2 separate regions of the Homo sapiens genome follow, and region 1 is linked to region 2. The links are chromatin contacts, found by Hi-C or POLR2A ChIA-PET in ENCODE. All regions are on one chromosome and are shown on one strand. The core of a region is the stretch at or near the end of the contact, and the rest is flanking DNA. Distances in the headings are between cores, read along the strand shown. Region 1 overlaps CLEC19A (C-type lectin domain containing 19A). Region 2 has its middle 21 kb from the start of SMG1.

Region 1 (6,385 bases), core at 3,038-5,537, 350 kb after region 2:
TCCGCCTCCCCTCCTGGCTGGGTCCCAAGACTGATCTGGGCAGGAGGCAGCAGGGTAGTGCATTTGTGGGCGGCTGGATTGGGGCCAGGGGAGCCAGCAGCCAGATTCAGTAGGAAGGTGACAATTTATTCCTTTAAAAAGAGTGGGGGTGGGGGGGAGCCCTGAGTTCCACTGATGTGTTTTCTTTTCCTAACAAGCTCAGAACTCCCAAAGGCTTTGACCCCCCACCCCAGCTGGGAGACCTTGGGGGCCTCTGATGTTGCTAATTGAAGGAAAAGACCATGTGGTTTGGCCTCCTGGTTTCCAGAGCAACAGCCCCTTTGTGCATCCCCTCCCCTCTGCCTCTCTCCCTCCACTTCCCCTCCCCCACCACCAGTCTCATCTCTTCCCTCTTCTCCTTCTCAAGTTCCCGGCCATGCTAAACCATTTCTAATTCTCCAAAGCTCCATTCTCTCTCACACCTCCAGACCTCTGCACACACTGTGTCCTCCCCCCGGAACACTCTTTCTCTAACTCTTGTTCATCCTCCGGGTCTCAGTTGAGACAGCACCTCCTCTAAGAAGCCTCCCAGATCTCCAGGTCTGGGTTATGTTCCACTTTTAGGTGTTCCTGTGGCAACACCCTCTTTTCCCCCATCCAGGAAGGGAACTCATGACGCCGTGTCATAATCACCTATGGGATCCTTGAAGATGGGGACAGGGCAGCCACCAATTCAACTAGGGAGAGAAAGGGGCAAACAGCCAGTTTCTAAAATAATCGAGGGGGCTGCTCCCTGAAGTTTTTGCTGGCATGATACACATCCACAAATTACATGCTAATGACATCTTTATTTTTGCTCCTTTTTCTTTTTCTTTCTTTCTTTTTTTTAGAGACAAGGTCTTGCTCTGTTGCCCAGGCTGGAGTACAGTGGTATGGTCATAGCTTGCTGCAGCCTGGAACTTCTGGGCTCAAGTGATGCTCCCTCTTCAGTCTCTTGAGTAGCTGGGACTACAGGCATGTGCCACCACATATGGCTGATTTACAAAAAGTGTTTTTGTAAAGGTGGAATCTTGCTATACTGCCCAGGCTGGTCTCAAACTCCTGGCCTCAAACGATCCTCCTGCCTTTGCCTCCCAAAGTCTGGGATTACAGGCATGAGCCACTGCACCTGGCCTGTGCTTATTTTTCTTAGGTTTGGTCTTCATAGACCATAAGGCTCATGAGGTCAGAAGGCGCATCTGTGTAGTATACCACACAGTATCTTCAGCTTGTAACCTACTGCCTGAGACCAAGTAGGTGCTCAAATAGTACTTGTTGAATGGATAAAGGAATTAATGAAGGACCAGACCATCAAGATTGGAGCAAAAGGAAATGGGCTTAAATGCAGTAGGACTCTCTAGGTTTGGAGCTAGACAGGCTGGCTTCAAATCCCAGCTGGGAGCTGTGCGATCTTGGGCAAGTTGGCCAACCTTTCTGTGCTCTGGTTTCTTCATCTGTGAAGTGGGGGTGATAGTGGCACCTACCTGGTAGGATGTGTGAAGATTGAGTGTATTTTTCTGTATCAAGCATTTAACACAATGCCTGGCACACAGTGAATGCTGAGTCAGAGTTGGCGCTGATTGTTGTGTTGCCATGGTTACCTGACTGTCAAGCTATAAAGCTAAAGAAATCCCTTCACAAGAGACAGATTAGCAGAGGCTGGCTTGGGGTCAGGCTGATGAAAGGCCTACTATTCCCAATTCCTTAAACCCAAGAGGTAAAGGAGGAGGGGGAAATGCCGTGCAGGCTGGAGTTAATGATCGTTTTGGTGCAAGCCAGCGCTCTTTTCCACCTCCCAGGTCCTCACAATTAAAGGCCTTTGCCTGCCCTGTTGGAAAGGGGAGTAATTGAGCAGTGACCTGTCACAGCCCCATTTTCTGGTGTGTTTCACCCCTGGCATCCATAACCACCAAATTACTCAGTGGAGAAAACCTAAAGGACCAGAATGGGGAGGTGGGGTGTAAATGGCTCAAGGAACTTGTTTTCCACTCTGGGAGGAGCAGACAGGGTTGGAGGCAGGGGTTCTTTTTGAAATATCCACAGTCTTTAAGACCAAGGACCCTTTTCCCCTTCTCACTCCACTCAGCCCCTTTCATTTAATTAATTATTAATTCCTCTTTGCCAGGCTCTGTTCAGTGAGAAAATGAATGAATGAATGAATCAGTAATTCTACAGGCTCCATCTTTCAGTCTGGCACACTGTAGACCAGGGCTTCCCAGATTTTCACATTCACAAGAATCACCTGGGGCTCTTATGAAAATGCAGACTCCGATTTGGAAGGCCTGGGGTGGGGCCTGGGAGTCTGAAGGTCCCAGGGGATGCTGAGGTTGGCCTTCGTAGCAATCGTTGTCCTAAACAATATGCAAAACCAGGATCTGGCAACCTCTGCTTTCAGGACTTGGTTAAAAAAACTCCAGGAATGCCATCGCAGTGTCAGGACTCCTGGTTTCAAAGGCATGAGTTATGCACACAGCCTTCTCACCATTTTCCCAAGAGGCTGCCCTCAAGAAGTGGTGTTTGATTCCCTACATGTATTTATGCATTCAAGCCCAGTCATTGTGCACCTACTACGTGCCAAGGCACCAGAGGAAGAGGAATGATCACAACAGATGCTGATGGGGATAGAGGAGGAATGTGTGAATGTTGAGGTGCAAGGGGCTCTAAAAGCATTTATCAGAGGCTCCTACCTCATCTTCCCTGAATAAGTCACTGCAGCAGAGACTCAAAGGAGAAACAGAATTGGCTGAAGTCAGGTCAAGGGAATTATCTGCAAAGGTCAGAACATGTCTTTGAGAAATGGCAAAAGTGTGGGCAAACCTGGAGCACAGAGTAAGGAGGGGGTGAATGACAGAGAATAAGCTAGGGGCAAGCAGTTCCCAAAGGCAAAGGGAACACCTGTGAGGTTTCAGGGAAATGAGGTCAGGCTGTTCCAAGGAGGAAGAATGCCTCTGGACCTGGGAGGTGAGACAAAGCAGGAAGAACAGCTAAAAGGTGTTGAGAAGGTCTTCATGGGAGAAGGTCAAAAAGAATGCAGAAGGGGAAGAAAGAACAGACTGAATTAGAGACGTGTTTAGGAGATGGAATAGACATGACTTGAAAATTGATTGGTTGTAAAGAGGGGAAAAAAGAGATTATTTTTGGCAAATTATCCAACAATGCTAAGAAATTCTGAGCAGTTCCAGCCAATTCTTGTCAATTTTATCTGATCCCAGCCAATACTAGAGAGAGTAGTTTATGTCAAATAAAACATGCAGGTAGAGTCAATGTAACAGACATCCTAAGTTGGATCTGAGCACAAAAAAGGAAAACACTGAGTAACGTCTGGAGTTTAGGTAATCATGTTGTAGCCATGTTCATTTCTTAGCTTTTTAATATGTTAACATCAGGGGAAACTGGGTGAACGGTATACAGGAACTCTCTCCACACACTATCTTTGGTACTTTTTAATTTTTTTAATTTTTTTTTTTTGTTTTTGAGACAGGGTCTTGCTCTGTCACCCAGGCTGGAGTGCAGTGCTGCAATCCCAGCTCACTGAAGTCTTGACCTCTTGGTTTCAAGAGATCCTCCCACCTCAGCCTCCCAAGTAGCTGGGACTACAAGCACATGCCACCACTCCTGGCTAATTTTTGGTAAGAGACAGGGTCTCACTATGTTGCCCAGGCTGATCTCAAACTCCTGGGCTCAAGCGATTTTCCCACCTTGGCCTCCCAAAGTGTTGAGATTACAGGTGTGAGCCGCTGCGACCAGCCTAATTTTTAATTTTTATGGGCTATAGTAGGTGTATATATTTATGGGGTACATGAGATATTTTGATACAGGCATACAGTGTGTAATAATCACATCAAGGTAAATGAGGTGTCCATCACCTCAAGCATTTATCATTTCTTTGTGTTACAAACACTCCAATTATATTCTTTTAGTTTTTGTTAAATGTACAATAAAGTATTGTTGACTGTAGTCACCCTGTTGTGGTATCAAATACTAGATCTTATTCATTCTGTCTAACCATATTTTTGTACCCATTAACCACCCCCACTTTTCCCCTGTCTTCCCCACTAACTACCCTTCCTGGCTTCTGGTAACCATCGTTGTACTCTCTGACAACTTTTCTGTAAGTCTAAATTTATTCCAAAATAAAAAGTTTATTTAAAAAAAAAAAGAGGTAGAAGACAAAGAGAGCAGAGACGTCCAGATTACACAATATGGTGAATTTGAGACTACAAGCTCTTCCCACTACCGCCGTGCAGAAAGGTCACATGAACATCTGCAAACATCCTGCTCAAGTTAGACTGGACTTCTAAGGAAGTGAGGGGGGGTGCCCAGGGGCCAGAAACCAAGATAGAGATAGAGAGCAAAGCAAGCATATTGCTCCAGAGCCCTAAGTAGGGCATCAGCCTTCGTAATGCTTGGACTGGGGTTTTAACACCCACGTGGGGTAGGAGGGGAAGTCAGAGCTATCTGAAGCAGGGAATTGAAACTTGAACCCTTTCTTAGTGCAGAAACTCATGAAGAGTTTCATCTTCAGTGGAAAGGAAACCAGGGGAAAAACATCCTCCTACAGTCAGAGAAAGATGACAAAGAAGTTTACCTCATTCTAAACTCAGGGGAGAAAGTGCTAGACTTCCCTTCTGCAGACTTCTTTAGTGAGGTCCATGTCGTTAAATTTAAACACAATGTTAAAGCAATGTCTTCAGTGCTTTTAAGCCATGGGCTAGGATTAGTAATACATTTTAACTCTAAAATTAGAGAAATAGCCCACACTATACTTCTCATTAGTTGCGGGGGCTGTGTCTTAATTTTTGTTCAAGAAAATAGGAACAGGCTAAGAAATGTGAATGTTTGCTGTGATGTTTTGTGTTGCTGTGCTGTGGGGTTATTTTACATTTTTGGAGTCCTGCCTTCCATCTGGGGCAGGGTTTCTCAGTCCTGGCACTACTGACATTTCGGGTCGGATGATTCTTTGTTGTGGGGAGTTGTTCAATATAGGATGTTTAGCAGCATTCCTGGCCTCTACCCATTAGATGCCATTAGCACCACCACTTCCAGTGGTGATAACCAAAAATGTCTCCAGACATTGTCCAATGTCTCCTGGCAAGGGGCGGCGATAAAATTCCCCCTCACTGCTTGAGAGTGATCAACCAATTTCAGTTCGCTGGGAACTGTAGGAGTGCCCAGGATGTGGGACTCTCAGGGTTTTGTTGTTGTTGTTGTTGTTTTGAGTCAGGGTCTTGCTCTATCGTCCAGGCTGGATGGAGTGCAGTGGCGTGATCATGGCTCATTGCAATTTCGATCTTCCATACTCAATCGATCCTCCCACCTCAGAGTAGCTAGGACTACAGGCACACTCCACCACTCTCGGCTAATTTTTGTATTTTTTATAGAGATGGGGTTTTACCATGTTGCCCAGTCTAGTCTTGAACTCCTGGACTCAAGCAGTCCACCCACCTCAGCCTCCCAAGGTGTTGGTATTACAGGCGTGAGCCACCACACCCAGCCAGGACTCTTGATTTTAAAACTGGGATGGTCCTGGTCACACTGGGATGGCTTGGTCACCCTACTTTCATCTCTAATATGAGTATGTAGGGTGCCAAGTAATTTTAGGACACGTGGGAGTGAGAAAAGTGGTTTATCACCAGCAAAAACTGAGTCATCCCAGTCACTCCTGGACAAACTTAGCCAAGTTCTCATGGATGAGTGTCCTTGGTTACTGAGTGGAAAGAAGGTAGAAATGATTTGCTGGTAGAAATGATTTGCTGCTTCTCATCCATGCTAAGGGAGAAACTGCTGAAAAAGTCGTCCCAAGCAGCGATTCAGTAGAGCCTTTTTGTGTTGTAGGCAGTGCTCAAAAGTCCCTACAAAGAGCTCAGCAACACCCAGCGTTACAAAGGGTCCATCAACTCTCTTGGCCATTGACGCTTTAACGCATCAAGATGATGTCCTCCTAGACCAATGCTCTCCATCAAGAAAGGAGGGACCTGAGTCCCAGAAAAGGGTGGGGACAGGCCAAGGTGCTGTGCCCACTTACCTCCCCCAGCAGAGCTCCTTCCTTTTGACATATAGAAGAGGATTAAGAAAGCCAATTCTGAACCAACAGGCTCCAGTTTGGATACTGGCATGCATTGAAAGAGAGTTGGCCAGGATTGATCAGGAGGGATGGGGAGGTACCCCTGGTCAGCACAGCCGCTGGGGTTGGGGACAGGCTGTTCTGGTCAAAGGGGAAAGCCCAGTGGTACTGACCAGCCCTGAGAAGCATGGCCTGGAAACTGCCTGCCTAGCACAGCTATCTTGATGAAAGCAACTGTCCCTTTCTTTCCCCAGAGAAATGCACAGAGGTGCACACACACTTTTTATTTTACATTTGATTTTG
Region 2 (6,393 bases), core at 338-2,837:
TGCTTGATGGGGAGGTATTATTATTCCCATTTTACAGATTAAAATGCCAAGCTTCAGAATGATTGTGTGTATTGCTAAAGACCTGGACCCGCCTTATCTTAGACTTTTCAGCAAATGTAGTTGTTCACTAAGCCTTATTATTTATTGTGGCATGTGACTTAGCTGTCTCATTTGCTAACTCAAAGGTACAAACCCCTTCTCATTTTTTTTTCTGTCAACAACAGTTTCCAGCTTATAATGGGTACTCAAATATTTAGTGAAGGAATAAATGAGAGACACAGATATGACTACACACACACACACACAAAAATAACAGGCAACAAAGTGAGACTCCATCCTTCCAAAAAAATGTAAAAATAGCCAGGCATAGTGGCGTATGCCTGTAGTCTCAGCTACTCAGGAGGCTGAGGTGGGAGGACCACTTGAGCCCCAGAGACTGAAGCTATAGTGAGCTGTGATTGCACCACTGCGCTCCAGCCTGGGTGACAGAGAAAAGAGAGAGAGAGAGAGAAAAGCCAAAAGCCCCCAAGTGCATTGGAGGGGAAGAATTGGATCCTAAAAAAGTCCTGGGATATCATTTAATCTAGAAGTCATTACCTCGCTGGCTCTAGGGAAAACGATGGCCTCAGGAGTATTTTGTGTAATTTCCAAATTCTGCAAAATAAAGTTGTGTTAGTTCCTGGCATTTATAAATTGAGAAATTGCAAATGGAAATCCAGATTTTATTTTATTTATTTATTTATTTGCTTTACTTGAAATCTGGCAATTCTGGACCCACATTCCCAGAAGTTAACAAAGAAAGAGGGGCTGAGTAGGGGCCACGCTTAGTCCCGTTTAGGCTATTCCTTAGCTCCTGTAGGCATTGGAATTTGCGCCCTCGGGCATCAAATTTCCTTATTTTGGAAGTGAGAAAACAGAGACCCAGCATAGCAGAGTGACTTCCTCTAAGGGATCCAGGTATCCCAGCCCTAACCTCTTTCCATACCGCACTGCCCAGGATACAAAAGCATCCTAAAACTCCTGATTTGTCATGACTGCACATATGCGCACATATGTCAAAGCGAGTGTGGGTTTGGAGACTCTAGAGAAATGAACCAGCCATAAATCATTTTCAAGCTAAGGAAAAAAGACTTAAATATATGAATGGGATTAGTACAAAAGGATCTTGTCAATTAAAAAATTCCAGGACAGGCTGGGCACGGTGGTTCGCGCCTGTAATCCCAGCACTTTGGGAGGCCAAGGCGGGCGGATCACAAGGTCAGGAGTTTGAGACCAGCCTGGCCGATATGGAGAAACCCTGTCTCTACTAAAAATACAAAAATTAGCTGGGCGTGGTGGTGGGCACCTGTAGTCCCAGCTACTTGGGAGCTGAGGCAGGAGAATCCATCATGCCACTGCACTCCAGTCTGGGCAAAAGAGGGAGACTCCGTCTCACGAAAAACAAACAAACAAACAACAAACAAACAAAAAAAACCCAAGGAAAATGACATTTCTGTTGCGTTTGGTCAGAAGGCCCATTGCAATCTGGGGTTCTTATTCTACCTGTTCAGGGAAATACGAAGTCCAGATGAATGTGTATTCCAATTCTGACTCAGGCTTGGTTTCACTTTCTAAATTGCTCAGCAGGAATCTGATAAGATGCTGAGAAAAGAGTAAAAAGAAAAAATTGGAGGGTGGGGCGGGGAGAGCCAGAAATAGCTGGTTTAGGGGAGGCCTCCTGGGATTACCATGAACCAATGCAGTAATTAATAATATGAGGAACAGAATCTATCCGAATGTTAATTAAAGTGTTTCCTCCTCCCTTACTCACTCTCTCTAGGGCCCCCTGGAGGTGCTCATTGAATTTACTTTTCCCAGGCCATTCTCCGCTCCCCTAGACAGATCATCTGAGGTGGGGTGCGGGGGTTGGGCGGGAAAACAGTCTCTGTTACCAGAGAATCAGAAAAACAAAAGCTGGCCGGGCTCGGTGGCTCACGCCTGTAATCCCAGCACTTTGGGAGGCCAAGGTGGGTGGATGACCTGAGGTCAGGAGTTTGAGACTAGCTTGGCCAACATGGTGAAACCCTGTCTCTACCAAAAAATACAAAAATTAGCCAGGTGTGGTGGTGGGCACCTGTAATCCCAGCTATTCAGGAGGCAGGAGAATCACCTGAACCCAGGAGGTGGAGATTGCAGTGAGCCAAGATCGTGCCACTGCACTCCAGCCTGGGTGACAGAGCACGACTTCATCTCAAAAAAAGAAAAAGAAAAAAGAAAATAAAGCAACAACCTCTGGATCATTGATCTGTAAGTCAGACAGTTTCAGACACACATCTCAGATTGAGTTTTTGTATTCCAGGACAGGGCACCTCACATTTTAATGTGCTTAGGAGAGTCACAGGGCCAGCCAGGGTGGCTCATGCCTGTAATCTGAGCACTCTAGGAGGCTGAGGCGGGAGAATCACTTGAGCTCAGGAGTTAGAGACCAGCCTGGGTAACATATCAATACCTTGTCTCTATTAAAAATAATAATAAGGCCGGGCACAGTGGCTCACGCCTGTAATCCCAGCACTTTGAGAGGCTGAGGTGGGTGGATCACAAGGTCAGGAGTTCAAGACCAGCCTGGCCAAGATGGTGAAACCCCATCTCTACTAAAAATACAAAAAAATTAGCTGGTTATGGTGGTGGACACCTGTAATCCCAGCTACTCGGGAGGCTGAGGCAGAGAATTGCTTGAACCAGGAGGCGGAGGTTGCGGTGAGCCGAGATCATGCCATTGCACTCCAGCCTGGGTGACAGAGCAAGACTTTGTCTCAAAAAAAAAAAAAAAGGAGAGCTATTCTGCCCCCGCCGCCACCCCAACTTGTTAAAGTACAGCCTCAGATTCAGCAGCTCTGGGGCAGGGCCTGAGATTTCTTTTTGTTTTTTAAGAGTTTTTTTTTGGAGACAGTCTTGCTGTCTGTCGCCCAGCCAGGAGTGCAGTGGCATGATCTTGGCTCACACCATGCCTGGCTAATTTTTGAATTTTTGGCTGGGCGCAGTGGCTCACGCCTGTAATCTCAGCACTTTAGGAGGCTGAGGCGAGCGGATCACCTGAGGTCAGGAGTTCGAGACCAACCTGGCCAACATGGTGAAACCTTGTCTCTACTAAAAATACAAAAATTAGCCTGGCGTGATGGCAGGCGCCTGTAATCCCAGCTACTTGGGAGGCTGAGGCAAGAGAATCGCTTGAACCTGGGAGATGGAGGTTGCAGTGAGCCAAGATCGCACCATCGCCCTCCAGCCTGGGTGACAAGAGTGATGACTTTGTCTCGAAAAAAAAATGTATTTTTAGTAGAGATGGAGTTTCACCATGTTTACCAGGCTGGTCTAAAACTCCTGACCTCAAGTCATCTGCCCACCTCGGCCTCCCAAAGTGCTAGGATTACAGGCATGAGCCCCCCCACCTGGCCTGTTTTTGTGTTTTTTGAGACAAGGTCTCATTCTGTGGTTCAGTCTGGAATGCAGTGACACGATCACGGCTCACTGTAGCCACAGGCGCGCACCACCACTCCCAGCTAATTTTTTGTATTTAGAGACAGGGGTTTCACCATGTTGCCCAGGCTAGTCTCCAACTCCTGGGCTCAAGTGATCCACCTGCATAGGCCTCCCAAAGTGCTGGGATTACAGGCGTGAGCCACTGTGCCAGGCCTGAGGTTCTGCATTTCTACCGGGCACCCAGGGGATGGTGACGCTGCGCGTACTAGACCACACTGGTTCTCAAACTCTCCTGCCCACTTGAATCACCTGCGGGATGTGTAAAAACTACTGATGCCTGAGTCCTATCACCAGATTCTGATTTAATTAAGTGTGATTGAAGCCTGAGCATTAGAATTTCTCAAAGCTGCCAAAGAAATCCTAGTGTGAGGTAAAGTTTGAGATACACTGCCTTAGACTAGAGCAGTCACTCTCAAACTTTTGTGTACACAAAGTTACCTGGAGAGTTTGTTACAAAAAAACCCAAAAACCCACAAAGCAAAACAAACAAACAAAAAAACCACACAGATCGCTGGGATCCACCCTCCTGAGTTTCCGACTCATCAGGTCTGGGTAGGGCTTGAGAATCTGGCTTAGGCTATAATGCAGTGGTGCCATTATAGCTCACTGTAGCCTTGAACTCCTGGGTTCCAGTGATCCTCCTGCCTCAGCCTCCCAAAGTAGCTGAGACCACGGGCACATGCCACCATGCTAAGTTTTTATTTTTATATTTTTATTTTTTAGAAACCAGGTTTTGCTGTGTTGCCCGGGCTGGTCTCCAACTCTTGGCTTCAAGCGATCCTCCTGCCTCCCAAACTGCTGGGATTACAGGCATGAGCCAATTTTTTTTTTTTTTTTTTAGTAGAGACAGGATTTTACCTTGTTGGCAAGGGTGGTCTCACCCACCCAAGAATTTGTATTTTTAACAAAGTGTGGCTGGGCGCGGTGGCTCACGCCTGTAATCCTACCACTTTGGGAGGCCGAGGCAGGTGGATCACCTCCCCTGAGGTCGGGAGTTCGCGACCAGCCTGAGCAACATGGAGAAACCCCGTCTCTACTAAAACTACAAAATTAGCCAGACGTGGTGGTGCATGCCTGTAATCCCAGCTACTCAGGAGGCTGAGGCAGGAGAATCGCTTGAACCCGGGAGGGGGAGGTTGTGGTGAGCCGAGATCATGCCATTGCACTCCAGCCTGGGCAACAAGATCGCAACTCCGTCCCAAAAAAAAAGAAGTGTGGCTGAATCTGCCAGTTCTGGTGATCACACTTTCAGAAATACTTCCTTGGGCAGGTAAAATTATGTAATGCAGTGTTCAAAATGGGAGAACAATTATTATTATTATTATTATTATTTTGGCAGGGAGGACAGGTTCTCACTCTGTTGCCCAGGTTGAGAGTATTATAGTTCACTGCAACCTGGAACTCCTAGGCTCAAGGGATCCTCCTCCCACCTCAGCCTGCTGAGTATCTGGGACTACAGTTGCACACAACCTCACCCTGCTCTTTTGTTTTTCTCATTCCTTCTTTCTTTCTTCCTTTTTTTTTTTTTTTTTGTGACAGGGTCTTTCTCTGTCACCTAGGCTGGAGTGCAGTGGCGTGATCTCGGCTCACGCAACCTCTGCCTCCCAGATTCAAGCGATTCTCCTGCCTCCACCTCCCGAGTAGCTGGGACCACAGGTGTACATCACCATGCCCGGATAATTTTTTTGTGTGTATTTTTAGTAGAGACAGGATTTCACCTTGTTGGCAAGGCTGGTCTCAAATTCCTGAACTCAGGTGATTTGCCCACCTTGGTTTCCCAAAGTACTGGGATTACAGGCATGAACCACCACACCCAGTTTTGCCCTGCTAATTTAAAAAATGTTTTTGTAGAGATGGGGCCTCACTATGTTGCTCAGGCTGGTCTTGAACACATAGGCCTCAAGCAATCCTTCCACCTCAGCCTCCCAAAGTGTTGGGATTACAGGCATGAGCACACAGTGCCTAGCCTATTATTATTATTTTTATTGAGCAGACTCCTGAACCAGAATAGGTTCAGAGAGACTTTTTAATTTTTTTAACTGTATGATATCTCTCAGTTATGGCAGTGTAACTTGTGTCACTGAATTTCCAAAGTATACCTTTTTTTTTTAACTGTGCTTCAAATAAATAGAAAAATAGTTATAGGCTGGGTGCAGTGGCTCATACCTGTAATCCCAACACTTTGGGAGACTGAGGCAGGAGGGTCACTTGGGGCCAGGAGTTCAAGACCAACCTGGGCAACATAGCAATAACCCATCTCCAAAAAAAAAAACCAAACAAACAAACAAACAAAAAAACAAACACTAGCCAGGTGGGATGGTGTGTGCCTATAGTCCCAGCTACTGGAGAGGCTGAGACAGGAGGATCACTTGAGCCCAGGGGGTTGAGGCTGCAATGAGCCATGATCACACCACTGCACTCCAGCCTGGGTAACAGAATGAGACCCTGTCTTGTGGCTGGGTGCAGTGGCTCACGCTTGTAATCTCAGCACTTTGGGAGGCCGAGGCAGGTGGATTACAAGGTCAAGAGATCGAGACCATCCTGGCCAACATGGTGAAACCTTCTCTCTACTAAAAAAATACAAAAAATTAGCTGAGTGTGGTGGTGCGTGCCTTGTAGTCCTAGCTACTCGGGAAGCTGATGCAGCAGAATCGCCTGGACCCAGGAGGCAGAGATTACATTGAGCTGAGATTGCACCACTGCATTCCAGCCTGGCGACAGAGCGAGACTCTGTCTCAAAAATAAATAAGTAAATAAAATACAAATAAAAAAATAAAAAAAGAGACCTTGTCTCAAAAAAAGAAAAAGAGAAAGAAAAAGAAAAACTTAAAAAAGAAACACAATTATATAGATGAAAAAAAAGAACCACTTCCTGTG

What was found. A loop is a pair of places that touch in the nucleus more often than their neighbours do. ChIA-PET counts read pairs that join two places held with the same protein, here RNA polymerase II (POLR2A). Pooled maps may share reads with other maps.
Region 1: a loop to region 2 is called in a pooled map, with 4 times the contacts of the local background. The contact joins two enhancer-like sites. A Hi-C loop is called at or near these places in 1 of 50 pooled maps. POLR2A ChIA-PET finds 5 or more read pairs at or near these places in 2 of 52 experiments (A673 and activated CD4-positive, alpha-beta T cell).

The regions. Positions count from the first base shown.
Region 1 is chr16:19,289,989-19,296,373 of GRCh38, forward strand. The region is part of intron 1 of CLEC19A (C-type lectin domain containing 19A); the gene reads left to right. Among named protein-coding and RNA genes, the nearest start is that of CLEC19A, 7.4 kb to the left of the region's middle. Within about 2 kb of position 4,288, at least 3 of the 41 ENCODE cell types and tissues checked have a DNase peak (open chromatin) inside an H3K27ac peak, as active enhancers do.
Region 2 is chr16:18,944,529-18,950,921 of GRCh38, forward strand. No RefSeq gene overlaps it. Among named protein-coding and RNA genes, the nearest start is that of SMG1, 21 kb to the left of the region's middle. Within about 2 kb of position 1,588, at least 10 of the 41 ENCODE cell types and tissues checked have a DNase peak (open chromatin) inside an H3K27ac peak, as active enhancers do.